Regions from separate parts of the Mus musculus genome. Here all the other regions are linked to region 2. The links are chromatin loops, found by intact Hi-C in ENCODE. Cell type or tissue: heart. All regions are shown on one strand. Region 1 has its middle 13 kb from the start of Gm34474. Region 2 overlaps Tnks (tankyrase, TRF1-interacting ankyrin-related ADP-ribose polymerase). Region 3 holds the start of Tnks (tankyrase, TRF1-interacting ankyrin-related ADP-ribose polymerase). Region 4 overlaps Eri1 (exoribonuclease 1). Region 5 has its middle 35 kb from the start of Tnks. Region 6 has its middle 59 kb from the start of Gm34474. Region 7 has its middle 50 kb from the start of Gm34419.

The links. Peaks named below come from ENCODE experiments on the same cell type or tissue, not always from the same donor. Only the 100,000 strongest peaks of a DNase experiment are listed, where the experiment ranks them.
Region 1: it touches region 2 in a loop (3-fold over the local background); 2 of 42 quality-filtered maps call a loop at or near these places.
Region 3: a loop joins it to region 2, with 2.1 times the contacts of the local background. A loop is called at or near these places in 10 of 42 quality-filtered maps.
Region 4: a loop joins it to region 2, with 4 times the contacts of the local background. A loop is called at or near these places in 13 of 42 quality-filtered maps.
Region 5: it touches region 2 in a loop (2.6-fold over the local background); 4 of 42 quality-filtered maps call a loop at or near these places.
Region 6: a loop joins it to region 2, with 7 times the contacts of the local background. A loop is called at or near these places in 25 of 42 quality-filtered maps.
Region 7: a loop joins it to region 2, with 3 times the contacts of the local background. A loop is called at or near these places in 12 of 42 quality-filtered maps.

The regions. Positions count from the first base shown.
Region 1 is chr8:35,203,668-35,207,667 of GRCm38, reverse strand. No RefSeq gene overlaps it. Among named protein-coding and RNA genes, the nearest start is that of Gm34474, 13 kb to the left of the region's middle. In heart, a CTCF peak has its summit at 1,825 (motif pointing right); DNase peaks (open chromatin) are centred at 1,167 and 1,847; H3K4me3 peaks cover 1,204 bases; H3K27ac peaks cover 2,492 bases.
Region 2 is chr8:34,891,391-34,895,390 of GRCm38, reverse strand. All of the region lies in intron 3 of Tnks (tankyrase, TRF1-interacting ankyrin-related ADP-ribose polymerase), which reads left to right. Among named protein-coding and RNA genes, the nearest start is that of Tnks, 72 kb to the left of the region's middle. In heart, a CTCF peak has its summit at 2,237; no DNase peak of the experiment used is centred here; H3K4me3 peaks cover 508 bases; H3K27ac peaks cover 1,446 bases.
Region 3 is chr8:34,964,186-34,968,185 of GRCm38, reverse strand. It overlaps Tnks (tankyrase, TRF1-interacting ankyrin-related ADP-ribose polymerase), which reads left to right and starts at 2,496. Exons shown (of 27, transcript NM_175091.3): 1 at 2,496-3,172. The coding sequence starts at 2,521. In heart, a CTCF peak has its summit at 2,329; DNase peaks (open chromatin) are centred at 2,425 and 3,105; H3K4me3 peaks cover 2,419 bases; H3K27ac peaks cover 2,270 bases.
Region 4 is chr8:35,465,961-35,469,960 of GRCm38, reverse strand. It overlaps Eri1 (exoribonuclease 1), which reads left to right. Exons shown (of 7, transcript NM_026067.3): 7 at 591-4,000. The coding sequence ends at 833. Among named protein-coding and RNA genes, the nearest start is that of Gm51568, 28 kb to the left of the region's middle. In heart, no CTCF peak of the experiment used is centred here; no DNase peak of the experiment used is centred here.
Region 5 is chr8:34,998,787-35,002,786 of GRCm38, reverse strand. No RefSeq gene overlaps it. Among named protein-coding and RNA genes, the nearest start is that of Tnks, 35 kb to the right of the region's middle. In heart, a CTCF peak has its summit at 1,844 (motif pointing right); no DNase peak of the experiment used is centred here; H3K27ac peaks cover 261 bases.
Region 6 is chr8:35,157,778-35,161,777 of GRCm38, reverse strand. No RefSeq gene overlaps it. Among named protein-coding and RNA genes, the nearest start is that of Gm34474, 59 kb to the left of the region's middle. In heart, a CTCF peak has its summit at 2,249 (motif pointing right); no DNase peak of the experiment used is centred here; H3K4me3 peaks cover 413 bases; H3K27ac peaks cover 1,139 bases.
Region 7 is chr8:35,143,025-35,147,024 of GRCm38, reverse strand. No RefSeq gene overlaps it. Among named protein-coding and RNA genes, the nearest start is that of Gm34419, 50 kb to the right of the region's middle. In heart, no CTCF peak of the experiment used is centred here; DNase peaks (open chromatin) are centred at 2,434 and 3,584; H3K27ac peaks cover 1,766 bases.

The sequences.
Region 1 (4,000 bases), 310 kb before region 2:
TCCTTCTCCCTCCTCCCTCTTTTTCTCCCTCCTCCCTTCTCCTTCTCCCTCCTCCCTTCTTCTCCCTCCTCCCTCCTCCTCCTCCCTCCTCCCTTCTCCTTCTCCCTCCTCCTTCTCCCTTCTCCCTTCTCCCTCCTCCTCCTCCTTCTCCCTCCTCCCTTCTCCCCTCCTCCTCCTCCTTTGTCTCCTCCTTCACCTTTGTGCCCTTGCATTCCCTGTGCTAGAAGGGCCTCTCTCCATTTCATAACAGAGCAAACCCCCACTCTTCTTTCACCACAGTACAAATAATCCTCTGTGAGGCTTCTCCTGACTCTCATGGGCAGTTATTTCTCTCTTCTCCCTTTAAGGAGTTATTTTATGTGTACCTCTCTTCCCACAGTCTGAGCTCCCGAGCAATAGAGGTTGGGCCTCCTTCCTATTAGCTCCCAAGCCTAGCCCAGGGCTTGAGCACAGTAGTCACTTAAAATGATGAATGAGTGGATAAATGCATGACTTGGAACCAACCTCAAGAGCCCAGCAGTGATCTGGTACTGTGCTCAGTGATATCCGCTACAGAATCTGCAAAATGACCTGGTGGTGGGCAGGGAAGAATATAAAACTCCTGCTCATGTTTGTTTATCACAGGTTATCCATGAAAAGTAAGCTTTTCTTATATTTCACACAGACTGGTAGACATGCATGTATTTGGTCTGTAAAGAACCGGTGTATGTGCTTAAAATGCAGACCACAATTATAAACAAAGGGGAATGCATTCAAAGAGTCCAAACAGGGAAAACATGAACAAATGGAGGAGTAGGGGAATTAGTCTTGTGGAAAAGGCGAGAAGGACATCAGTCGACCAACAGAGAGGGTCATGCATAAGGAGTAAGAAGCTAGACAAGTATGGGGCAATAAGAACGAGGCTCCCCTCATGAAGACCTACCAAGGGATTTCTGCCCTTGTCTCCAGTATTGTTAAGCTAGGAACCAGCAATTAGGAGCCCAATGGAGACTCTCAGGCATAGGTAACAAAATAGGAAAGAAGAGGGACTGGGAGGAGGCTTACATTCTATAGTGTCCTTCTAGAACTGTTCCCTATCTGTTTGAAGGGCAACACACCAGGCCTCCGCATCAGGCCTGTCCAGCACCAGCCCGCAGCTTCTTAGAAAAGTCTATTTATAGCCTCTTGCTATTGCAGCACGCTGTGCTGTCGCCCTGTCGGTGGCTTGCCAGGTGGTGTGAGCCACTGCTGGGTGAGTGACCATCTCCTGGCTGCTTCCTGTTAGCTTAGGGAGCAACAAAGCAGGTGGATTTGTTTGTCAGTTGAGCAACCTGCCCATGCCCTGCCTAACCTGATGAGTTCCCCTTTAAACATTAACCGCTTTCTAAAACCTATGTTTTATGCTCAATGCCAACCAGGGCTGGGGGGGAGGGGTGCAGTAGAGAAGGAAGAAGAAAAAGAAAGAAAGAAGGGAAGGGGACCCTTTAACAATAAGTCATCTTCACAGTATCTAATAAATGTCCCCTGGGCTCTGGGAGCTGGAGACGCCATTTCCATCCTCAGAAACTGATCCCTGGTAAGGGAAACACATCTGAGATGTAAAACGGGAAGAGTGGAGGCGTGTCCACGGCTGTCACTGGGCCTTCTTCTGAGCTGCTATGCTCCCAGGATCTCCGTTCCCAGGACAGTGGATCTTAAACTTTAGTAAATAAAATCGATTCAGTGGCGCTAATGGTTTTGGGGAGCTGGTAGGACAAGGCTGCGAGTTTTTGAGGTGGAGCCACAGTTCTTTGCTTTGTTCAGCTTTCTGAGAGTGTCCAAGGTAAGTGGTCATAATCACAAGGGGGCGCTGCGCTTCCAACGTGTGAGGAATGACATGGGTAACCCTCAGGAACAGAGGAAACAGCAGGAGGTTAGAGAGGAATTAGGGGCAGGAAGTGGGAATGAGACAAAACCCACGCTGCAAACTAGAAAAGATGAACAGCCATTGCCAGAGGCACCGGGGTCATGCAGCTGGCTGGTGTCTGTGGTTTAGCCTGGTTCATGGTCCTTAGTGTGAAAACTATGACTTAGCTAAACAAGCACTCAGCTCTCTGAAGGCAGACTCACTACACAGAAACGTTGGACAGAAACGCTTCCTTTAGGAGCCAGCCTCTCCTTGGTCACGCCTCCCCTTCCTTACAGACCTCCTGGTTGTAGTCTATTGCTGATCTCCAGACTCCAGAGTCGCTAAAACCCAAGGGAATGGGAAGGAAAGATGAATTATTTTCTGCAGCTTCCGCAGCTCTTGGCAGCTCACAACTCGAAGGCTAGACAGACAGACAGCCGCGCTGCCTGCTTCCATGAAGAGGCGCTCCAGTGGCCACTAGTGACCTTGTCATCTCCAGATCTTGCTCCATCCTCGTTGCATCAAGACATGTTCCTCTTACACTGAACTCAAGACGCGCTGATTCCCTTGGGATGTGAGCAGTCCAACCCTCGCATCATTTCTTAGCATGTGTTGCTTGCGGCTGCTAAGCCCCGCCCCACCGTTTCTAAGGTGCACTTTCCCACGTTCCTCTCACCTGCGTTGCTCACCCCTGCCTGTGAGTTCCTCCTCCCCGAAGCCTTCCTTTCCATTCTTCCATTTGAAGACCCCTACCTCATTTTTTTTCTTCCCTTCATTGTGAGTCTTGACCTGGCGGGAGTGATGTTTGCTCGGATGAGTTCCACCTAGTCTAGTCCAAATTCGTGGGGAAGAGTTCTCATGTAAGCTTCTTGAGCCTAATGGTTAGGGACCCCACTAGTCCGAGTCAGACCCTCAGCTCTACCGTCCTCCAGCTCTGCCACCCACCTGCCCTGAGACCTTCCAGCTCTGCCACCACGGGCAGGTTCCGTCACTCCCTAAGTCTCCATTTCCTCACCTATAAAGTGGGGAAAGAACCATACTTAGTGTTCTGGGTAAATAAGCCAAGGCTTGTCCAGCCTATCAAGCATAACCGTCAGTGAATGTTTGCCCTTCTCGTTATGAATATTTATATCCTCACTTTTACTCTAATCCCTACGGGTTTAGTCTAGTAGATGCTAATAATGTTTATTGAATTAGCAATTAAGATATATAACTGCATCCATACATTACGACATTTTTAAAAAGGCATGAGCAACTCAATATATCCATTCATACATAAATATTTTATGCCCTTTCCTGTCTGTGAGGATTTGCTTAGAGAGGAATTTATCTAACTAAGCTCAGGTGGCCTCCTCACGCCCCTCTCCCTTTGTGCCTGTCGCTTCAAAGTGCTCGCCTCACTTCTGTGCCCGTCCTTCTGCTTGCTGTCCTGCTGCTAAAGAGCCAAACTGGAAAATGGTGGCTATTTAAAAAGGACCTTAAACTGTGTCTCTGTCCTCTAGAGGAAATAGCTGCAGGATTCCACCAAGTCTTTTGCTGTTTGAGCTCAGCATATCTTCCTGTCTGTATCCACCTTGTGAAATGTGGGCGAGGGGGACTAACTGAACCCTGTTGTCCCATTTAGTTTCCATGGTCTATGATTATCTTCGTGTGGGGCTGAGTTTTCAACCTTTATTAATATAAATTGATGACTACTCAGGCTTCTGAATTTTAATGATTTGACATTATTATTATTATTATCACTATTATTCCTGTAGCAAGAATGAAATGTCCATTCAGGAGACACCATATCTTGACTTTTTAATGGCTCTCCTCTACGTGTTGGGTGGGGCAGGAAGCTTCAGCTCCCATCAGCCTTGTTGCCCTGACAGGAAGAAAGAAAGCTCTACCGTGACCTGATTGCTTTAACTGTACGCAGTGAATTTTCAACTTACTGTATTTTCAAGTGACATTAATAATTTTATGGAGACCAAACCCTTGTTGTTAAGTCGCTGTTGTCCTAATTCCCTGATGAAGAAAGTCTGAAAAAGGAAATCGGTGGGGTGGTTCCTGCTCGCCCAGCCTCGTGCTTGTTTGTCTGCTTACCCAGAATGCCTAGAGGTGATTGCAAGGCTGAGACAAAGGTCTGGAAAC
Region 2 (4,000 bases):
TGCTGGGGTGCACCTGTAAATCCATTGTTGGGAGTCAGGCTGGGGATCATCAGCACAAATTCAAGTCCAGCCTGTGTCAACATACTGAGCTCCAGGGAGGCAAAGGGAAGAACGAAAGGAGAATGGAAAGAAAGAACAAAAGACCATCATCAGAATAGCGTAAACTATTGCCAAGAGGATCAACTATGCAGTTCACTTTTCTAAACTACTTCCTTTTTTTCAGAGCAAACATGATACTTGGATTTTTTTATTTAATTGCAGAGTGCTTCACTTGCCATTGGATCAGTATTGGATGACTTGTAAATAGTGGCCATTCTGAGCTCTAAGGTCACAGACCTTTGTAGGTTTTTCCTTGTTTTGGAAATAGTCATAGAAGATTTTAGAATGAAAACAGTAGGCTAATTGCCCCCCCCCCCAGACCCTTGTTTCTATGTAATAGAGTAGCTTTGGAAGATTGGTGTGCAGGAGGATCTAGCTTTAGTGGTTTGAGAGTAGATTGTTTCCTGGTCATGTGGCTAAGTTCTTTCTACAACCAGGTAACTAGTTCAGAGACTTCAAACCAAAACACAATGAAATACATCACCTAAACTAATATCTTCTTCCCCCAAATAGGCTGTGGGTTTGGCTGAGAGAATCGATTTCTTGTGTATGATGGTACCTCAATGCAAAGCTTTCTGTATTGTCTTATCATAAGTTCAGGGCACTCTTCAGCACTCTCCAGGAATATCAATAGTCAGTTCTAGTCAGTTCGTGGTACTGCTGTACGCTTAGCAATGGGAAGTCCCCGCATTAACTTGGTAGTGGAGGTTCTTGACTGAGGTCTGTACAAAGCTCTTCCTTGAGACACCTTATAAGTCCAGGAACTAAAGCAAGCTATGGAGGTGTGAAACACATCGGTCACTTGAATAGACCCAGAACTTCCTTTATTCCTCTTCCCGTGCCCAGGTGTCCATGTTTATATGCTCGGTGCTTCAGAGTAGTTCTGATAGGAAAATTTTGGTTCATTATATCATTTAAAGCTACTAATTCTTTGCTTTATAAAATGTTCTTATACTTCACAATTTAGTTTCTTTCTTCTAGCGTACATATATCTTGTCTTCCTAGGCTCAAATTTAGTGATTCTTAGTCTAGGCATTAGCTTAGTTATGGAGCCTGATAGATGAGTATGAAACTAGACACTCATGTGACTGCTTCAGGATCAGTTTATTAACTAATGAATATGACAGCCACTGGGCATGGTGGTATATGTCTGTAATTCCAGGACTTGGGAGACTGAGGTCCAGGCCAGCCTAAGCTGCGTAGCAAGGAGCAGGCTAGGCAGGCCAGAGAGACGGGTGAAGTGGAGACAGGTGACTTTTCAGTGACATTTCTTTCAGTTCATGTAGAATGTGAGCTGTCACTGCTGGGCACACACAGTGTGCTGTAAAAACAGAGGTCAGAGTTTCTTTTCAGTCTCTCACTACTTTTAACACCTGTGACTTCCATGTTCATAAACTTCTCACGTTATTCCATCTCTGAAAAACAAAATGGCTCAGTTTTACAAAATGGTCTGCTTTGATCCTGCGAGTTGTTGGATGTAAAGACCCTCACAGTGTCAACACTGGGGTAAATCAGTAAGCATGGCTTCTATATGTAGGTTTCCAAGAGAAAAGTTTCCCTGCAGCCTAAGAGAAAGAGAGGCTATTTCTGACTGCATCAGAGAAATAGGAAGGGGAGGTTGATTTTTGACCTGACAACATTTTAAAAACATTAATTTGTGTATCTTTGTGGGCACCCATCCTTTTGCATGTATCAATATTTGGTATTAATGACTATTCAAAAAAACCCAAACATTGTCCCTACCTGTTTTCACTCCCCTGTGTTATATAATGACACTGGGATGTGAAGCCAGCTCTTCTCACTCCAGCCTGCTCTTTGTCTGCTTCGGCACACCTCTTATCACCCCTCAGTGAGAGAGAGAGAGACAGAGAGAGAGAGAGAGAGAGAGAGAGAGAGAGAGAGAGAGAGAGAGAGAGAGAGAGAGAGAGTGTGTGTGTGTGTGTGTTAGAAAAGGCCAGTGTCCATAGAGCACCATGCTCTCCCTGCCAAAGTGAAACAGACCTGGTGGTGTGGCTGCTGTAAGCAGCTCGGCTTTGCTGTCAGTGTACAAAGGACTCTAAATTCATTATGTACCAGTTCCTGGGAGGCAGAGTGTGAGAAATGGCTTCGGCTGTTGACTGATTGTGGTCCTTGGGCACCAGATAGTGGATGCTGGAATGTATTGCAGAAAAGCTGATTAAAGCCCTGGATCTCTAACAGGAAGAGTAACGTCATCTGTAATGCACACTTACAAGTTTCTTGCCTTATTATCAGCCTATGCAGAAATAATATTTTTGCAAAAATGTGCATTTGGCAAAATTGCATGCTGCGCATGATTAGGACCTTTGTCCATAGGCTGATTGGGACTTTGAGGCGCCTGAGTCCTTTGCTGTTTTGTAACTTAGCTTATTGGAATTCTATTTCACCATGACTTGGACATCAGGAGTAGGCACTTGGAGTTCAAGTGTATGTATACATAGTACAGGATGTCAGCTGTCAGAGCCTGCTATCTCATCCCCATGCCCTGGGTGCTGCAGTGAAGCATAAGTGGGAATAGTTATGTAGTCAGTAAGCTGGAAGATGCTTAAATACAGTGATTTTGCAACCCTCCTTTAAAAAACATCCAATGTTTTCTCAGCACGTTCAAACTTAGTCCTTTCATGCAGTCTGTCTCATTGTCCTGCAGGTGTCACTGGGCTGTCCAGAAAGAGCCAGCACTTCTTGTCTTCCCTCAGGCCTTTCCTTCTCTCTCTCAGTCCTTACCTGAAAGCTTCTTTCTTCTTTAAAACGTCTTTAAAAACTGCTTTAGTCTCTCTCTCCCAGAAAGGCTTCCTTAGCCCCAGTTAGCCTGTTAGTAATCCCATTTAGACTAGCCAATAAGCACATAATAGTATTTCATAGGATTTCCTCACAATCTACTGTAATCATTTGCTTACTTCTTTTTCTGCTTTAATAGGATAATCTTCCTTGAAGTCAGAGGTGACAGTGTTGTCTTTGAACATGGCATGCATATACATATATATATGTGTATACACACACACACACACACACACACACACACACACACACACACACCTTTTGAATACATGAGTGGCTTTATAGATGTATTCCATAATTTGCATTATTTAGATTGTAATTATTCGGGCTTTTTAAGTTTTAATTTTGACTTTATAAAATGACATTCCTAGTATGTTTAATTTCCATACCGCTGTTAGAAAATGTTTAATAAAGGTAAGTTTTTAACTCTTAACCATTTTTTGCCCTGAAGATACAATTTGATTTTTGTGCAGTTATTTATTAAACAATTGAACTACAATTTATAGGAAATTGAAAAGACTAATTTTGTGATTCTGAAATTGTTCAGATTACTATATGGAATTGGGGGTACATAGAACTGACTTTATTAGTATAAGATTCCCTTAATAACTTCTACATTTGAAAACATGTGATGATAGCTTCTAGATTTTAGCCTAGTTCCAATTCAAGACACAAGCGATATAATATTCATTAATAGTAGATTATAGGAGTTAAGCAGCTGCTCCTTGGTATCTTTGTAGAGTTTGTGTTGAAATAGCTCAATTTTACATCAAAATACAAAGAAAGATATAACTGCAAATCTTAAAGTTTTTTTAAAAGTATTTTAAAGTAATTTACAGTAACTTTTATTTGATCTAAAGTCTTCTTTTTCTAATATATACCTGCTATTTTTCACAGAAGGCCATATTAAGACAATTTGTATAATCATTTCTTTAATGATATTACCAGCACAGTTATTGCATTAAAGCAATCACAATCACAGTCCTGGCTGTTGTTTTTGTTTATCGAAGGAGCAAACACAGTGTTGTTATCATTAAGGCTCCTCATCCTTCATTTGCGCTAGCGAAAGAAACTTGGGTGCTCTAAGGAATCTGTTATGGGAGAC
Region 3 (4,000 bases), 73 kb before region 2:
TAATAGGAAGGATAGAGAAAAAAAATATCTGTAGAAAATGGCACTTTAATGGTGCATTGAAATCATGTTTTTATCTTAGTTTGGGACAGGAGAGGAAAGTGCAGAGGGATGGGGGGGGGGAGAGTCAAACTTAAAAATAAAGAAAAGAAAAAAAATTCATAATTAGTTAAAATTAAGATGAGAAATAAAAGTACGAAGTTAGAATATTAACATTTAATCAAATGTGTTGGTCTTGCAGAAAGGAAACTGGCAGAATGTTGGCTTAAATAACCTGCTTACACGTACACAGCCGGGAACTGACAAAGCTTGAATTTCAATTGCAACAATCTAAACCATCATTTAAAATTGGAATCTAGCAAAGTCACAGAGCATGAGTGATGGCTGTTCCTGGTTGTCGACTACATCTGGAATGAACTACAATCCGGAAATGGAGGGCATACCTGTGATCCAGATCTTGAGAGTGGATGGCACAAGCTCTGACAGGAGATGACACACACTTTTGATTCAGATCTTGAGGCACAGTGACCATGCAAAGCTTAGGCCCAGACAGGAGTTGCTTTAATCCCAGGAGACTGAGGCAAGGAGATCTGATTTCAAGGCCAGCTTGGGACTGTGAGCTCCAAATCCAGGCATGGTGGTACACACATCTGGGCCATACCTTCTGCTGAAGCCTATATAAGGACATTAGAAGAAAGAAGACTCACTCTTCTTCGCATGCTTGCACTTACTGGCCAGCATATCCATTGGAACCTACTTCTTCGGGGGAGTCCAGTGTAAACAGAAGACCAGCTAAAACAGCTAACCTTGTGGGACTGAGCAACTACTAGACGCTTGGACTTCCCATTCACAGCTGCCCATTGTTGGGTTAGTTGGACTACAGACTGTAAGTCATTACAATAAATTCCCTTATATAGAGACATTCCATAAGTTCTGTGACTCTAGAGAACCCAGACTAATACACAGAGTGAGAAAACTTACAGGGAAAACTCTCACCAGACTATGAGAGTTTGTGCAGCCGATTGCCACGAACGCCAAGGAGCAGAGACAGGACAGATTTTTGAACTGCTCTTTTCAAAGTGTCTGTAATCTGAGAGGACAGGATTAACATTTTAGAGACTTGCTTTACCTGTTGTCTCTGCGCTAGCAAAGCAGAAGAAAGAAGTCAGTCATTCCAGAGTACGGCCACGTCTCTCATGTCATGTGGTCTGCTCAGTCTCCGAGATTCTCGTCTGGTGCTCCCCCTCCCCCACCCCGCTCCCCCATTGCTCATTCCTGTCCCTTCTTATTCTCTGTCTAGTTAGGTTTGCATACTCCCAATGCCAGTGAGTCTTGCATGCCTCTCAGAGCATCCTTAGTCAGATTTAACTCTGAAGAGACAAACCAAGCGGTGTGTCCTCCTGACCCACTAGCATAGTTGCGGCCATTTTGTTCCATGCTTGCCAGCTATTTCATATTGTTGCTGTAATATGCCTACCAGCCTTTGACATAGAAAAATAGTTTGACTCAGAGAAGGGTCATGCTGGTCACATCCCCTGTTATGTTCTGTATGTCCTGAGGTTTGTTAATCTTAAGGAATTCCACAAAGCTTTACATAGGGCCCATCAAATTAAAGGTCATTATGAACTGTTATGTCAAAAATGGCTTAAATCAGACCTGATCACCTGGCAGAACTTCCTGCACCTGAGAAAGATCTCATTGTCGTTTGTGTGTGTGTGTTTTCCTTTATAAGCTGACAGAAAAAGATAATGTAGTTCAGATAATTCTGAGCTATGTCCATGATCTAATCAGTATTAGGGTATAAATTCAATAATCCGACTCTCAGACCCCAACACTGAGCTATTGACAGTGTGTATGTGCATGGATTCCTTTCTCCGGTATTAAGTACAAATGCTCTTAGAGAATAAAGTTCCCTTATCCTTCCCTCCTGTCCCGTGTCAGAATGAGACGTAAGAGACAGTACAAAGAGACAGTAAGGTGGAGAGATATCTAACACTGCATTTAAAAATATTCCCAATGTGCTAATTATAATTATTCTTCAGAGCGTTTGTATGCATTAGCTCACTTCATTCCTGCAAACAACTTTGTGAGGTGGGTACTATTAATTCCATTTTCGGACGAGGACGTTTGGTAGATGTTTGCATAAGTTACACTTTAATAGCTTCTTCTGAAGGGAGACACCGCAGACTGACGGGTACCCGAGGGAAGACTGAAGCCGACCGAAGCAATCCCGCAGAAAGTGAAGGAAGGCAGAAGTTTCTCAGACAGGTAGTGGCTCACCACAACTTTCAAATCTGCCCAGCCAGCCCGCCAGGGCGTCACAAAAGCCCGTCGCTCCACTACTAAGCCACGCCCCCAGGCTGGTTGTTCTCTGAGCTTCCAATACTTCCCTTCTTCTCTCGGACTCCACCCACTTCGGCAGGAATCATTTCCGGGTATGTTGGATCCCGATTGGTCCAGAATCCGGAAGTGAGGGCGGGCGGTGGCGCCGTTGCCGCAGTGACAGTACGGGGGAGTGGGAAGATGGCGGCGTCGCGTCGCTCTCAGCATCATCACCACCATCATCAGCAACAGCTCCAGCCCGCCCCAGGGGCTTCGGCTCCGCCACCGCCACCTCCCCCGCCGCTCAGCCCGGGCTTGGCCCCGGGACCCACCCCTGCCTCGCCTACGGCCGGCGGCCTGGCGCCCTTCGCCTCCCCGCGGCACGGCCTGGCGCTGCCGGAGGGGGATGGCAGCCGGGACCCGCCCGACAGGCCGCGATCTCCCGACCCGGTGGACGGCGCCGTCTGCACCGTGGCTGCTCCGGCCGCGGTCCCGGCAGCTTCCGCCGCCGTCGGGGTCGCTCCCACCCCAGCCGGCGGCGGCGGCGGCGGCGGGAACAACTCCGCGTCGTCCGCTTCTTCCCCGACTTCGTCTTCGTCTTCCTCCCCGTCCTCCCCTGGCTCGAGCTTAGCGGAGAGTCCCGAGGCGGCCGGAGTTGGCTCCACGGCAACTTTGGGAGCCGGGGCGGCGGGCCTCGGCCCGGGGGTCCCAGCCGTGAGTGGGGCCCTGCGGGAGCTGCTCGAGGCCTGTCGGAATGGGGACGTGTCCCGGGTGAAGAGGTTGGTGGACGCCGCGAACGTGAATGCCAAGGACATGGCCGGCCGAAAGTCTTCTCCCCTGCACTTCGCAGCAGGTCTGTCTGGGACTTGAGAATTGTGGTTTACGGGGTTCGGAGCGGAGGGTGGGTGATTGGACCCAGGACAAAGAAGTTACAGGTTGTTAGCAGGACTTCACCCCGAGAGCTGAAGTTTTTAGTGCATGGGTGGTGGGGACTTGGAAGCGGGGACGAGGTGTGAATTCACCCCTCAGTGTTTGCAACCGTGGTACTTCAACTTATGCAAACTCTGTGTAGCGGTCAACCCTGGATGTGGGCATGCTTAAAACTTTTTCAGTTCAGAGTGTGCCTGCCTGGGACAAGTTGCATTTGAGTCGCTTTAGGGACAGCTTTGTCGTTCGTGAGACAGTTTTGTTTTTGTTTTTGTTTTCGGCACGGTTTTGTCCCCGGAGGACAGACAGTCCCGGGCCAAAAGAAGTGTACGGTAACTCAACAAGTGTTTTAAGAATCTCTCATATTCTTAAGATACACAACGCAAGACAATGGGGTTTGTGAAACGTCACGTTTTCTATGAAGTCGACTGTCTGTTTGGAGAGACTACAGCGGGCCAGTCGGAGACAGTAGTGATAAGGGTATTGTGTGCCTTATGATAAGGGGCAGAGAGAGACAGAGAGCGAGAGAGAGAGCGAGAGCGAGGGCGCAGCTTTGAGGTCCATTGTGTATTTACCTTGTCTCTCAGCTCATTTTCTTAGAGACAAAGATGAGAGGTTGTTTGAGCAAGGATCTAGGAAGAAGTCTCTGGCGGGGAAACTCTCCACATAGGCACTGATTGCTAAATGCTGAACTGAACTTTTTTTTGCCCCATCCCCCTTCTGAGTATGTAGTTGTTTTCTTTTTGAAACGCAG
Region 4 (4,000 bases), 570 kb before region 2:
TTTCTTTTATGATTTTGTTAATAATATTTTCCGTGCCTTTGACCTAGGATTCTTCTCCTTTCTTTGTACCTATTATTTGTAGGTTGGTCTTTTCAAAGTCTCCCATCCCAGATTCCCTGGAATTTTTTTGAGTCTGGAGTTTTTGTTTTTCCTTTTTCTAAAATTTAATGTTTTCTTTGATTTTTTATTTTTTTCCTACTGTGTCTTTGTGATCTGAAAGCTTCTCTGCCATTTCATTTTAATTTTGACTTACTGAACTTTTCTTTTAAAAAAATTTCCCCCCTTTGATCTTTTAGAGTCAGGATCACAGGAACTCGCTATGTGGACCAGGCTGACCTCAAACTCACAGAGACAGATCTGCCTGCCTCTGCCTCCAGAGTGCTAGGATTAAAGACATATTTCACCACACCTGGCAGTTTAATTTAATAGTGGTTTAAATTAAATACACTCAACTGTTGGTGTTTTCCTCGTCTTTGTTCAGGCATTTATTCATATCCTTGTTAGGTCCTTGAACATATTCATAATTGCTATCTTTAAGTTTTTGTGTTGTGCCGAGTTCTTAATTACTTACTTGGTTCTTTGTTTTCTAGGTTCCCAGAAGCCAGACCAAACTAACAATAATGCTTGAAAAATTAGGAATGGATTATGATGGACGGCCTCACAGCGGTCTCGATGACTCTAAGAACATTGCTAGAATAGCTATTCGGATGCTTCAGGATGGATGTGAACTTCGAATCAATGAAAAAATACTTGGAGGGCAGTTGATGAGTGTGTCCTCATCCTTACCAGTAGAGGGCGCTCCAGCTCCACAGATGCCACATAGTAGAAAGTAACTGCAGTTTTGTCTGATCAGTTGCTACAAAAGTAGCAGGCGAATGAATCTGAGTTAATGCAACCTTCAAGCACCTTAAACATTTAAGATCTTATTACAATTACAGATAGATGGGTATGTATGCAGACATTTTGTGGGAGGACACACCAAATTCTTTGTCACCAGCACTTTTGATCTGAGCAGTATTTGTTACACACAGTAACCAGTCTCTGCTCAGAACTGAATTTTATAATGTAAGGTGTCCAAGATGTGTCCCTTGGCTTTTAAGATGGAAGTTTTATCAGAAAATTCTTTACATGTCATGTTCTTATTGATACTGGAATTTAAAATGAATTTCTACATTACCACCATGAAATTAAATACATTTTTTGAAAATGTGGAAAGGATTGAAAGGTAGTGTTTGCCCATTGAGTTTTAAGTAAAACGTGGTTCTTTTAACTTTGTAAGTTTGTAGGTGAAGTGAGGGCTTTGTCCCAAGAAGGCTGTGTGGGTACCAGATTCTGCAAGTGTTGAAGTTCTATAGTTCAAGTGGCATAATGTTTCTATATAACCTACACGTTCTCCCACATATTTTAATCATCTCTGGGTAGCTTATACTTAATAAACTATAAAGAAATGGTTGTATCATTTAGGGAATAATGACAAGGAAAAAAAAAAGCCTGCAAGTTGATGTAGACACAACCATAGTGGGCCTTGCTACATAGCTCATGAGCTAAAAAAAAACCAAGATCTGAGATGGTGGAGGCAACTTCAGCTGTCCCCTGCGTCACTCTCTGGCCAGCAGCTGTCCCCCCCTGCGTCACTCACTCTGGTCCACTCAGCAAAGTGCTTGCTGAGCAGCAAATTCAGGTGTTTCTTCTTGGAACATTTTCGGCATATCTGTGTATAGCCTATATTCAAGCCAGGAAGTTGTTTCTAAAGGTGTCTACTTTGACAGCCCTGAACACACATGACCCCCAGAACACACGTGATAGACTAAGAGAATCAACTCAGCTCAAGGATGATAAAGTACTGGGACCAGTTTCATATTATAACTGGAAACCTTGTAATAGGTCATAGAATTTAGTTAAAAATCTAGTTACTGGAGGCTAGCAAGATGGCTCAGTGGTTAAAAGTACTTGCTTCTCTTGTAGAAGATCCAAGTTCAATTCCCAGAACCCACATGGTGGCTCACAACCATCTGTAAGTTTCAAAGAATCCAACAGGCAAAACATTCATAAACATAAAATAACTAAATTTAGAATACTGGGCTGGAGAGATGCCTCAGAAGTTAAGAGTGCTGGCTGCTCTTTGAGAGGCCCTGAAGTTCAATTCCCAGCACCCACATAGTGGCTCCCAACCCCCTACAATGAGACTGCTGTCCTCTTCTGGCATGCAGGCAGAATGTTGTATATATAATATATACATCCTTTTTAAAAGTCTAATTACTGGTGAGACTAATGGAAAGTTAGAAAAGGCAGCCTGGTAGCACAGATGTGTAATTTCAGTCCTCAAGAGTTAAGGCATAGGTGAATCTGAAGCCACTCTGAGCCATATAATGAGCTCCTGATTCCAAAATGTGTCAGTAGAAAATACAAGTGAACTTGTGAGAGCTATAACTTACAAATCAATGGGAAAATCTGAAGATTTGCTCCTTGCCTTCCCTCACCATTGTGAATGTATATTCGCCCTGCTTTTGAGCTCATGGTAAACATTTGTATTCAGTACTGTGAGGTGAAATGTTTTGTTCCATAGTAAAAAGTACCTGGCTTGTCTTGGTGAGTGACCAGTATATATTGGAAAGTAATTCCTGCTTCTAAAGTCAAGATGTGCTCTGGAGATGATGATGTCATACTGTCTGGAGGCTAACAGTGGGAGCTTTTGGAATTAAACCCCTCTAATGCTTTCCTGGACCCATCTCATTGGCATTGCCTGTTGTTTTGTTTTTTCAACTTTCCTTAATGATTGTGATCATATTATGTCCATCACCACTATAATCAAGTAGATTGATCATGTTTCCTAACTCGGACATAGGAGGAACGACAGCGATGCGCTTGGGACCATGAGAATTTGCTACCCAGGCTTGCGGTTTCATTCCCCAGTGAGCTCTGTCTTGAAGCAAAGGGACAGGAAATGGTCATTGTGAGGGACAGAAGCCAGCAGGCTCTCTGGACTGACTTACTCTTCATTTTCTCACATAAGCCATGGTGACACAGGCAGGTTCATGCCCTAGAAAAATAATTGCTTGTCACCTGATTGCATAGTTGCTACTGAATAGGGAAACTACCATTGGGAAGTTAGAGAATAGCAGGACATACTAATGCCTTCCTCTTTGTTTTGTTTTTAAATCAGGCTGTTTAAATTTTTTCCTAATCAAGTGCTTAACATTTTTTTTTTAAAGAACTTAACACTGCAAGCTTTTAAAATGCTTTTGGCTCTACTAAGTATTTCGCCATCTTCACTCACTCTGAGTCTCTGTCAAACCATTTGATTTGGCTTTCTGCTGATATAACCTGTCTGTAAGTTATAGAGTGAGTCATAATTCTTGAAAGGAAACTACTGCAGCCTGCCTGCCTACGTTGTGTGTAAAGATACTGGTTCTTGTTACTGCTGGGATGGCTTACACTGGTGCTAGTGTTTGCTGATACTTACTTAAAGCTTTATTTTCTCAGTCGCCATGGTCATCTCCTTGTTTTCCTTTTACTTGCTTGGACATTGAGACTGATTTTTCCCCCTGTATTATTTTCAAATCCACACAAACTGGTATATATTCTCAGCTACATTTTGTCTGATTTTGTATTAAATACTGACATTGACTCTGGAAATTTTTCTTTCTCTCCACTTCTCCCTCTGACTGGGTCAAGCAAAAGCAGGAAGAAGAGGTTTTCTTTTTTTTCAGCATGTGTTTCTGCGTGTATGTGTGCCTGGGAGAGTTTATGTGCACCATGTACCCTTAGATTCCTGTGGACGCCTCAGAACTGGAGTTGCAGGTGGCCATGAGCACCTAATGTGGGTGCTGGGATCCTGAGTCAATGCCTCTGCAAGAGCCGTCGCACTCAACTCTGGGGCCATCTCTCCAGCCTCAAGGCCCTTTCTTGTAGCCTTTAGAGACCTGCTTGTCCTGCTGTAGGGATAGGTTTTCTCAGCTGGGTTAACAGGAAAGACCATGGGAGTCATGCTAAACTGGTC
Region 5 (4,000 bases), 110 kb before region 2:
CAACATTCCCCTACACTGGGGCATCAAGTCTTCACAGGACTTCCCCTCCCACTGATGTCCAACAAGGCCATCCATGTGTACTCTTTGGTTAGTGGTTTAGTTCCTGAGGGCTGGGAGGGGGGGGGGTGTCTATATTTTCAATGCTCAGCAATTAATTGTTGAATGAAAGGGAAAAAGAATGAAAGACAGGAGGGAGGATGAAAGAGAGGGAGGCAGAGGAAGGGAGAGGAGGAGGGAGAGGATTTTATCTCCAATTTTAACCGTAGACAAAACCAAACATGTTTTGTAAGCAAGAGACTCAAAGGTAAGTGTTAGGCTGGCATGGTATAAGTAAGACGCTTGCTGAGTTCAAACCCTGTTATCTAAAACATATAAAGTTGCCCTCTGACCTCTTCATGTGTGTATACTCTCTGCCTTATTTAGGATTTGACTGCTGTGAACAGATATCACGACCAAGGCAACTCATAAAAACAACATTTAGTTGGGACTTGGTTTACAGGTTCAAAGATTCAGTCTAGTATCATCAGGGTGGGAGCATGGCAGGATCCAGGCAGGCATGGTGCAGGAGAATCTGAGAGTTCTACATCTTCATCTAAAGGTTGCTAGCAGAATACTGGATTCCAGGCAGCTATGATGAAGGTCTTATAGCTACACCCACAGTGACATACCTACTCCAACAGGGCCACACCTCCAAATAGTGCTACTCCTTGGGTACAGCATATACAAACCTCTGTCTTTCTGTTTCTCTGTGTCTCTGTGTCTCTGTGTCTCTGTGTCTGTGTCTGTCTCTGTGTCTCTGTGTCTGTGTCTGTGTCTGTGTCTGTGTCTGTGTCTGTGTCTGTCTCTCTCTCTATTTCTCTTTATGTGTCTGTGTGTGTGCATCTCTCTCTTTCTCAATGAATAAATAAAATCTAAAAGTATTTTCTTTTAAGGTAAGTATTGTTTCTAAGCTTCCAACATAGAAGCCTCCTGAGGACTGCGGTACAGCCTCCTAAAATCCCTCTCTGCACAGAACATGGAGCCGGAAGACCAAAAATTACAAGAAGAAGAATAGATTACAAGATACATAGTATAACTTAACGGTAATTTCTAGGTCAGTCTCGAATAGTTACCATTAATAATTACAAGCTTTTATTGAACCCTTTCTATTTTCAGAGTGCTTTACAGTCACTAATGTGTTATTCCTCACCACAGCCTAAGAAATAGACCATTATTATTATCACATTACGCATGCACCAAGGATGTCACGTTGGATTTAATTGACCCAGGAATGTAGCTATTTTTAGTAGGTCATTTGGCCCTCTGCTTTCTGGTCTTAAAAAAATCTATGCCTGCTGCCTGGGGGGTGGGGGTGGGTTGCTGCTAAAGCGCAATTTAGAAAGAAACATTGTAGACAGCTGAGAGAATCACAGCAGCCAAGTGGGTACTAAATTTCTGAGAGGAAAGAGATGCCAGAAGGCCACCTCAATGTGTTCCAAAACTATGCACATTTGCTTCTGACCATTTGCTAAAAGATGACGTTTCTGCTAAGGTTGCTGCCACCTTGGAAATATGGATTTTATTTAACATACACGGATCTGGAAAAAAACACTTATGTAATTTGGTCTCACGATGCTGAAGCTTGTTTCTCATCAGTGGCAATTCTGACTTCCAGGACCAAACCCATTTTGTTTGTATAGGAGTTATATATGTTGATGCATGTTCACTCTGAGGACTAAAGCCATTATAATCACATACTGAGGGTAGTGTTCCCCATAAAAGGCTGGTAAATCTGTAGAATGGTGTTTAATTATTCAAACAGCTTCTCATATTTATTTATTTCAATTGTGGGTCACTGTCTTCAGACACACCAGTAGAGGGCTTCCTCTCCCATTACAGATGGTTGTAAGCCATCCTGTGTTTTTTGTTTGTTTGTTGAGTGCAATATGACTTGGAGCTAAAGGAGCATAATGGGTCATTGGTTTAACAAGTGATTCAATGTGATTGGTGTCCTTATAAAGGAGGGGAAATTTAAAATGCAATAGTTCATTAATTCTCTAAGTATTTTATACAATATATTTGGATCATATTCACCCCATTCTCCCCAGATCCTCCTTCCAAACTCCATGTGTTTCTTTTTTCTGTTGTTGTTAAATAACCTGCAGAGTTCAATTTGTGCTCAAACTAATGGGTTTAAGGCCATCTACCAGAGCGTGGTTAATTTACCAGGGGACCACTCTCCAAAAAAAAAAGACTCTCTCTCCAGAATCTATCAACTATCAATAACTCCTTAGAAAGTGGGTAAACTGTAACATGGAGACAGATATGTCAAAAGGAAGATGCTCATGGAAAAAGCCAAGGAATCCCAAAGGACAGGTAAGGACCAGAAGCTAAGGGAGGGAAAGAAATAGCTTTTCTCCTGGCTTCAGAAGGAAGGTGTCTCTACTAAGACACTATGAGGTGTTCCTTATGGCACACTGAAGAAACTAAAACAGGCTTCTTGATGGCTTAATATCAAAATTAGTTAAGAAATGACAGACTGCACAACCCACTGCCACAGCATCCAGTTATTCCCAGTGCTGTCACCTCCCGTTGTATAATAACCATTGACTGTAACTGTACAGAAAATAACCCTCATCAACCAGGCCGTTAGGAAACATTTTAAAGTATTGCATTGTCAACTACAATCCTAGCCACAGCTTAACGTATAGAGGTGACTTCTAAAAAGTAAATGGCCTCAGTGTCACTATATCCTAGTTGGTTAAGTGGTCCTCATTTGGAAATACATACTTTGGACACATAGAAAACACTGATTTTGTTTTTGTTTTTGTGTTTTTGTTTTTGTTTTTGAAGATAGGTATTTATTCACTCACTCACTTTACATCCTGATTGTGGCCTCTTGTCACTCCTCTCTTCCCAGTTCCATCCTTACAAACCCCCCACCCCCCATTACTCATTCCCTTTCTCTGAGGAAAAGCCCCCTGCTTGGATGCCACCTCACCCTGGGTCATCCAATCGCAGTAGGCCAAGTGCATCCTCTCGTACTGAGGCCCAACCATGTAGTCCAGTTAGGGGAACAGGATCCAAAGGCAGGCACCAGAGTCAGAGACAGCCCCTGCTCCAGTTGTTAGGGGACCCTCATGAAGACAAAGCTGCCCACTGCAAATGTGTAGAAGACCTAGGTTCAGCCCCTGCTGGCTGCTTGGTGCTTCCGTTTCTGTGAGCCTCCATGGGCCCAGATTAGTTTACTCTGTAGGATTCCTTGTGGTGTCTTTGACCCCTCCTGCTCCTTCAGTCCATCTCCTACTCATCCACAAGACTCCCCAACCTCTGCCTGATGTCTGGCTGTGGGTCTCTCCATCTGTTTCCATCTGCTGATGAATGAGACCTCTCAGGGGTCAGTTATGCTAGGTTCCCACCTGCAAGCAGAGCAGAGTTTCATAAATAATCTCAGGGATTGGTTCTCATATAGGGTGTGTCTCAAACTGGGATGGTCATTGGTTGGCCCTCACCTCAATCTCTGCTCCCTCTTTATACCTGTGCATCTTGTACGCAGGACAAATTTTCGGTCATAGGTTTTGTGGGTGGGTTAATGTCCCCTCCTCCCTCCGCTGGAAATCCCACCTGGCTACAGAAGGTGGCTACTTCAATCTCCATATCCAAAACAAGAACTTTTATTATAAAAAAATTTAATTACCTTTGAGAATATCATATATGCATACAATGTATTTTAATCACATCTACCCCCAAGACTCCTCAACAAGTCTCCCACCTAACTTCCTTTCCTTTTCTTTCCTTTTTCTTTTAAATAATCTACCAAATGCCAACGAATCTTGCACACATGAGCATGTGGGGTCCCTCACAATGGCATGGGCAACCTACTAATGGCCAGCCCCCGAAGAAAAAAGGACAGTAATATCAAATTATTAAGCTTAATTTTCTTATTGTGATTAAATAGCATAAAATTTGCCAGTCCTTTTTTGACAACTACTTGGTGGCATTAGGTATAGTCACATGCTGC
Region 6 (4,000 bases), 270 kb before region 2:
CAGCATCCCTGCTCACGTGCTACCCTGCACATGGAAGCCTCCTCTGGGCGTGGCATGATTGGTGCTGATGGACCAGCGCTGGAGCCAGCCTTGGTGCAGAGCCCAGTCCTTATGCACTTTTCATGCAATTTGAAGTTGATAGCCCAGTCCCTTTGCTAAGAGCACAGCCCAGAACCTAGGGAATAACGGTTTAATCCTTGCCTTGCCTCTTGATGCCTTCTAAGAAGTGCAGAAGAGAAACTTTCAAACACTGTCGGAGGAGGTAGAAGACTCTGAGCTGGCTCAGTTGTGCCCGAGATTTATAAAACAAACTGTCAGGACTTAGCTCTACTTGATTTGGGCTGCAGAGGGGGAGCAGGGTTCAGGAACTTCAGTAAACTATAACCCCAAAGAAGAAGAGCAGTTGTCACAGCACATTCGAGTGGCTCCTGGATCTCCACTGTGGGTCTCACAGGTAAACCTCTCCTTCCTGTACCCACTGTCAAGGAATACAAGATAGGGTGTGTCTTAGTTAGGGTTTTACTGCTGTGAACAGACACCATGACCAAGGCAAGTCTTAGAAGGACAACATTTAATAGGGGCTGGCTTACAGGTTCAGGGGTTCAGTCCATTGTCACCAGGCCAGGAGCATGTCAGCATCCAGGCAGGCGTGGTGCAAGAAGAGCTGAGAGTTCCACATCTTTATCTGAAGGCCGCTAGCAGAATACTGACCTCCAGGCAGTTAGGACGAAGGTATTAAAGCCCACTCCCACAGTGACACACCTACTCCAACAAGGCTACACCTCCTAATAGTGCTACTTCTTGGGCCAAACATACAAACCCTCACAGGGTGTGTCCCTACATTTTTCAGGACCTTAATGCAACAAAAGTTGCCTTCCTGTAACAGCTGGAAAGAAACAATAGCAGATCTCCATTGTAGTCCAGACTCCTTAAAGGACCAGCTGCAGTGCAGCTAGAGTTACAAGCAGTAGTGAGCTGTTCAGTATGGATTCAGGGAACCAAACCCAGATGCTTTGGACGAGCAGCAAACATCCTTAACTGCTGAGCCATCTCTCCAGGCGCCCTCGCTTTTTTAACGGCAGCCAGTCTCATGTAGCCCAGGCTAACCCCTAACTCATTACATGGCTGAGGGTGATCTTAAACGTCTGACCCTCCTCCCTCTAGCTCCTGGTATCAACATTAGTCTTTTCTCCGGAAGAGTATCGCTATTGTACAAACCCAGGCAATACAAAAACCGCAACATTCCGTGAGAGCTAGAGCCCAAGGTAAGGGTGGCGCGCTCCAGAAGGGGCGTGGGTGTTTGCCTATGGAGCAGCCTGCACTGGCCACTCCCCCAGCAAATCCCAGCCAGGCCGCCGGTTCTCTCTGAGCCCGGCTCCAAGGCAGTGCTGGTGAGCAGCTTGTCATGATGGGAACATGTCTCATTCCTTTCTGTCACGGTCAGATGCTCAACAGTTTCCTGGGATTTGGAGCAAGTTGTTCACGTTCTTGACTGATTGCTCATCTGTTAGAAAGATTCAGGGGAGGGCCCCAAGATTGCTGGCAAAGACTGACCCTAGAGGAGGAAGCAAAAGTCATGGCTATCCAACTGCCCAGAGTAGTAGCTCTCAGCCTTCGTAATGCTGCAACCCTTTAATACAATTCCTCATGTTGTGGTGACATCCCATCCCCACCCCGCCTATGACATTATTTCTGTCGCTACTTCGTAACTGTAATTTTTCTTCTGTTATGAATCATAATGTAATGTCTAATATCCAGGATATCTGATATTCAAGGCCTGTGAAAGATGATTGGATGGCCAAGGGGGTCGTATCCTTTCTGAGGCTAACGGGAGGGGGTGGGGATGAGAGGGAGGGGCTAGGAAGAGAGGTGGGAGGGGAAGCTTCGATCTAAATGTTAATCAATAACTTAATCAATTTTAAAAAGAAAAAGAAAAGAAAAGGCCGTTCTATTGATGAGCACTGTGCTCTGTGGTCACCACAATCTGGACACATCTTGTTGGTTGGATCCCTAGTTGGCAAGGTCATGTGCAGGGTAAATTCAGACACACGTCTTTTCCAGAGTGAGCACCGGGGTGGGGGCGGAGGGTCCTGGGAAGACAGAGAGTTCTTCGGCTACCTACATTCTTTAAAAATCTACTAGTTTTGCCCAATGATTTGGTCAGCCTTGACCAAAGAAGCATTTTTTAAGGGAAATTTCACTCCTACATCCACTTCCAAAGTAATGTTCCTGCTGTCCACCAGGGGGCGATTGAAACGCGGCCCCGAAATCAGAACCAGGAGGCGCTGTGAGTCTGAAGGGAAAGCAGCAGCAGGAAATAGGTGGCTTTACGCAGTGATTCTTGTAACAAAACTCACCAACCAACCCTCTTAACTTTTCTAGGATTCTCTGGTTAGGTTTCCACTCTGGTGCTGTAGGGGTAGATGTTACTGCTCCCCGACGTGATCCAGAAAGGCCAAACTCTCTCTCTCTCTCTCTCTCTCTCTCTCTCTCTCTCTCTCTCTCTCTCTCTCTCTCTCTCTCTCTCTCTCTCTCTCTCTCTCTCTCTCTCTCTCTCTCTCTCTCCTCTACCGCACAGAGTGTTTCCACCCTGCTACCGAATTGCCTCGATATTCGGTGGATTATGGCATCAATCTGAGCCGTGCACAAGGTCAAAGAACTTGGTGGCTTCTTGCTCGAAGTATGGGCAGGTACAGCATTCATTTCACAAGCAAGCAGCCACTGTCTTACAGGGCTCATGCAGCCAAACCGTGCCTTTTTCTTGAGTAGGACCAGCCCTCAGACACTGCTCTGCCCGGTCGCCATCTTCTCGTCACTGTGTGTCACTAAGAAATGGGTCATCTTTGCTGTTAGAGTAATTTTGTTTCTGGTTGAAAAAATTGTAGCATGCATATGTTTCCAAGGCTGGGACATAGTCAGTGAAGAGGAAGACCAGGAGAAAGCGCAGACTAGAGCAGCAGTTTTATCTGACCCTGCTTGGTTCAGGCTACTGAATTGAGTGAGGCTCTGCATCCGTAGGCTCTGCATTCTAAATTAGAATGATCTGGTCCTTTGGAAGTTCCTAGGATTTGAGAGGTGACTTAGTAACCATCTCTGACCTCTCTGGGGGCTGGCTCACTGGTACCCAGCTTCCAAATCCTAACAGTGAGGTAGAAGCAAGCTCAAGACTTACTTTACTCTGCCTGTCGACTTCCCAGTTGGTATAAGCCAGGCATTCCGACAGAAACCCATCACTCCTCGTGGTTTGTCTGTGGAGCTAGGTAAGTAGGCTTTTGTGAGCTGGCCTTGGGAGCTTGCCCATTATGTGTAATTTCAGAGCTGTGGGATACGAAGCTCACATTCTAAATGACTGCCTCACTGGCTTTTAGAATTTTCCTGAAATGAGTATATTGCTGATTGTGAACAACCTGGGTCGTTTTTTGGTTTTGTTTTGTTTTCTGTAAATGACCAGAAATGGGCTGAGAGAGAGTTGGGGGTAAATCAGAATATTTCTGAACGGCAGAATCCATCTCTTTGTGAAGAAGGCTGACATGCCTCGGGAAGGGAAGCGGGGTCATGCTGGTTCTTAAATGATTAGTCAAAGGGAACTGTGAGGCGTGCCTCTCACCCTTCATCCTGGCTCTGCGTGTAAATGTCTGTGTCTTAGAGGAGAGGCAGAAGCCGAGGAGAATGTACTGAAAGCTGAGACGCACTGGAAATGCCTTCCGCGGTGAAGATCAGGCTGTCCCAGGAAGATCAATTCTGCAGAACAAAACTCAGTGATGGCTTTGGCTTGGACATGCAGGCTGCGCATCTCCCACATACTGCCTCCATGAGCTGAGGCAAGGTGGAGGATAGGGGCCATTCTTCAGTCACCAGAGATGATGTGAAACACAGGGTAACACATGGCACACCACATCGATCTGACAGGATGTGTTGCTGTGACCATATGCTCGCCCACAAACTTGGGCAGACAAGAAAACATCTTTACATTTAAGAAGCACAGTTTAAAATAAAATTT
Region 7 (4,000 bases), 250 kb before region 2:
GTGTGTGTGTTTGTGTAACGATTTTTATCTGAGTCTCTGCTGGTTGGTTTCTGAGAGACTGTCTGAAGAGGTGATCCCAAGGATCTGACCTTTTTCAGAGACAGGAACCATGTTGGAGTTGTGTGAATTCATGGCAGGCAAGAAGTCACAAGGACAGTGTGGTGATGGTTTGTATTTTCCTGACCTAGGGAGTGACTTTAGGAGGTGTGGCCTTGTTGGAGTGGGTGTGGCTTTGTTGGAGTAGGTGTGTCACTGTGGGTGTGAGCTTTAAGACCTTCATCCTAGCTGCCTGGAAGCCAGTATTCTGCTAGCAGCCTTCAGATGAAGATGTAGAACTCTCAGCTCCTCCTGCACCATGCCTGCCTGGATGCTGCCATGTTCCTGCCTTGATAATAATGGACTGAACCTCTGAACCTGTAAGCCAGCCCCAATTAAATGTCCTTGTAAGAGTTGCCTTGGTCATGGTGTCTGTTTACAGCAGTAAAATCCTAACCAAGACAGACAGTGATAATTGAGGCAATGCTTGAATGATAATGGATATTTCTGATGTCTTGCCACCTTGAGGATCTAGTTTGTTGATACCTGAAGACTTAATGACCCAAATGTGGCAATAGTGCATTAAGTCTGACCCAGAAATATAAAAGGCTTTCTCCAGCCCGGCTCTGCCCTGAGGGATCCACTTCTAGAAGTAACAAAGGACCTTAGGCTAATCAAAAACTGTTGGGGTAGCTACAGGAAGTGGGACACATTGCTTCTCATCTTCATAAAAAAGCAAGATGGGTCACTCCAGAGACACCCCAGAGATGAAGGCTTAGATGCATGTTTGGGGCTATAAATTGGGGTAAGGAGGTCTTAGAAGGGATAGAAGCATTTGGATAAGTAGACTCACTTTCTTTTGAAGAAAATTGTGGTAAAATATACAAAATAGAAAAGTTTTACCTCTAAATATAGTTGTTTTTTTCATTTTTAAGAAATTTTGGAGAAATTTTAAGCTATTTTAAGCCACTGTTTGATGGCATATAATATATTCAACAATATTGGGCAACAATCACTGCTGTTCATTTCTAGATATTTTTTCATCATTCCAAGTACCAACTCTATACTTCTACGATCTAAAATCAAGAAAGGATGATGGCACCAGCCTGCACTGCTCTTGTAGACCACAGAGTCTGGTTCTAGCTCCTAGGAGTGAATGGGAATTCTGCAAATGTAACGCCTAGGTAGTCATAAACTAAACTGCAGAGATGTGGAAAGGTTGGGATGTTGCAGATCTGAAGGCCAATTCTCTCACCTGCAGCTGCCTTTATCTCCATTTCTTACCTACATCTTCGTCAGAACATCCTGTGAATAATAATAGATTAACGTCTTTTGAAACAAACCTATTAACTTTACAGACCACTAGCTTCCACCAACCCAAAAGCTAAAATGGCATCAGATAGCATCTGAGGCTTATGGAAAAGCTACCCCTATCTCTGAGGCCGCCTGTTTGATGTACTCACTGTTGTGTTTTAAACTCCACTTTATTTTAGACTTTCGTTGTTCTGTAAAAACTGTACAATTTCACAAAATGGCTTCCACATACGAACATGAAATTTGGGAAACCTAAGCCAGTGTTCCTAGGTCATGGTCATTCAAGCTGGCTCCAGATAAACTATTTCCCTTTGGAGTTGAGAACAGAGTGTTTTGAGTCAACAACACATTCTCAGGCAGCTCGCAATTGCTCCAAGGAATCAGGCCCCCTCTTCTGGTCTCTATACACACCATGCACCCAAACTGACATACATTTATTTATACATCATTAGAAATAAAAATCAAATCTTGTTTAAAAATAATGGATATTCGAATTGGTTTGCCCCTCCCTTGCTGACTCTACGCACTGTTTCAGCCTTCCTGTACCTTCTACCTGAGACAGTGATGCTGAGAACAGATGGTGGCTACTGAACCAGCACAAAATAACTGAGCCCAGTTTCCACAGACTGAGTGAGACAAGGCCTCTGACTCCCACACTTTGGTAGAGAAGCCCATCAAGACCCTCCATCAGTATTTTACTAGGATTCTGCCTCCTCCACATGGCCTGCTTGGGATGGGCAGAGGGGAGCCCTCGATTCATTGCAACAGTGCCATTAACTAGACGATCAGAATGAACTGGCCAGTCTGCTTCCATTCTTAGGGTGAATAGTAATGGTCAAAAGATACACAAATTCTGTTAAGGCAGAAAAATGAACTTCCCCTCTTGGCCATCCATCTAGATTATGCTTTTCCAAGGGCTTTGTTTATTTAGAAGGCAGCAATAAATCTCGGGAATTAGTGACCCTGGAGCCTTGGCTCCTCTCTACCATGTTAGCTTTTCCAACCCCCACCACTGGGAATGGCCGATGCTGCTCTGCCTTTGGAATGAGGGGCAAGGTCATGAGAATAAGACTTCATTTAATCATTTGGGTCTCGTCCCAGGTTACAAGAGCAGCTGAAACAAGACACCAGTTCTGGTCTGAGGGAGTGGTCTGGTTTACGAGCCTGGCCACTCAGTTATGATTGACACAAGTCTACACATCATGGCAGCTGAAGAGCCACCAAAGACAAAGTAAGTCAATATCCCCAGGTCACTTTACCAAAAGAAAGATGCTGTGCATATTCGAAGAAAGCAGATGACATTTCACCTGGCATGGGCTGAGGACAGGGAGGTCTCCTTGGAAGAGTACTTGAACTGCATAGTACAGAGGTGAGAGAGAGAAATGTGAGAGAGAGAGAGAGAGAGAGAGAGAGAGAGAGAGAGAGAGAGAGAGAGAGAGATAAAGCTCTTGAAACACAGGAAGACGGATGTCTGAGACACTGACGCCAGGATGGATTTGGAGCCAAGGGATCTTGTCAGTAGCTAGGAGATAATAAACTCTTTGGATTCTACTAATAAAAGATGAGATGCCTGTTCTAGTTCCCCGAGGCTGCTGCAACAAACTACCACAAACTTGGGAGCCTGAAATAACTAGTTTGGGAGGTCAAATATCCAAAACGAACTTCACTGGGCTAAAACCAAAGCGGCCTGAGGGAAGAAGGTGTATTTCATTTTTGCCAGCTCCTACATCTGTCTACACTGCTTGTTCTCCTGGGTGCTTGGCCCTTTCCAAAATAGGCATAGTCTATTTTTGTAACCAAAGAGGAGAGGAGTGAACAAGGGCTAGGAATGAAGCAGCGGGAGTTACAGGGTTCCTTGATGTGGGGGAAAGATCAAGTCTCTAAAGTTAGAGACCAGTGGACGTGGGGTACTGGAAAGCCAGGACCCCTCGAAGCTTCGAACAGAGAAGAGGAGCTGCTAGCCATGAGGAGCCATCACGGGGGGGGGGGATTCCTTTTCTCTCAGATGCATTTTATCCTTTCAGGTAATCCCACTGCTAATATTTGGCTCTAAGGCAGTGTGTGATTTGAAGTGCCCAGCGTTCCCCCACCCCCAACCCGTGCAAGTGGTGGAAGGGAACCTCCTTTTATAAGACCAAGACCCTACAGTAGCTCGGAATTTGCACTTCAAAGGTCTCTCTGATTCTGCATTCAGAGAGTCCTACCTTGCAGCTGGCTCTAACAAGATGTGGCAAAGCTTTGCTCCAGCCGCTTATCAGTCTTGGCAGCACTGGGAGTCTGTGGGAGACTGTGAATCCGTTCCCCTGGGAAGTTCCATGCGCATTCTGCTCAGAGGAAAAGGGCAAAGAGATGCTGGCAGCCTTCAGCCTGGGACCAGACCAAAGATCTTTGTCCCAGCCAGATGAGTAACATCCCTACTATCCCCCTCCCACTCCCCAGGTCACCCTGGAACCTTCTGCTCACTTCTTATGTTAGCAGCCCTGGGCAAGCCCAGGGGTTCAGACAGGGCTCCAGAGAGGCCCAGGTGGTGAGTGGGGAACTGTGAGCAGACAACAGGGGGTCCCCGTGTGAGCCAGGCAATAGAAGGTCAGATCTCCTGTGGCTGTAAACTCTGTAAACAGCAACCTAGGGAAGACTGCCTCTGGGCGTC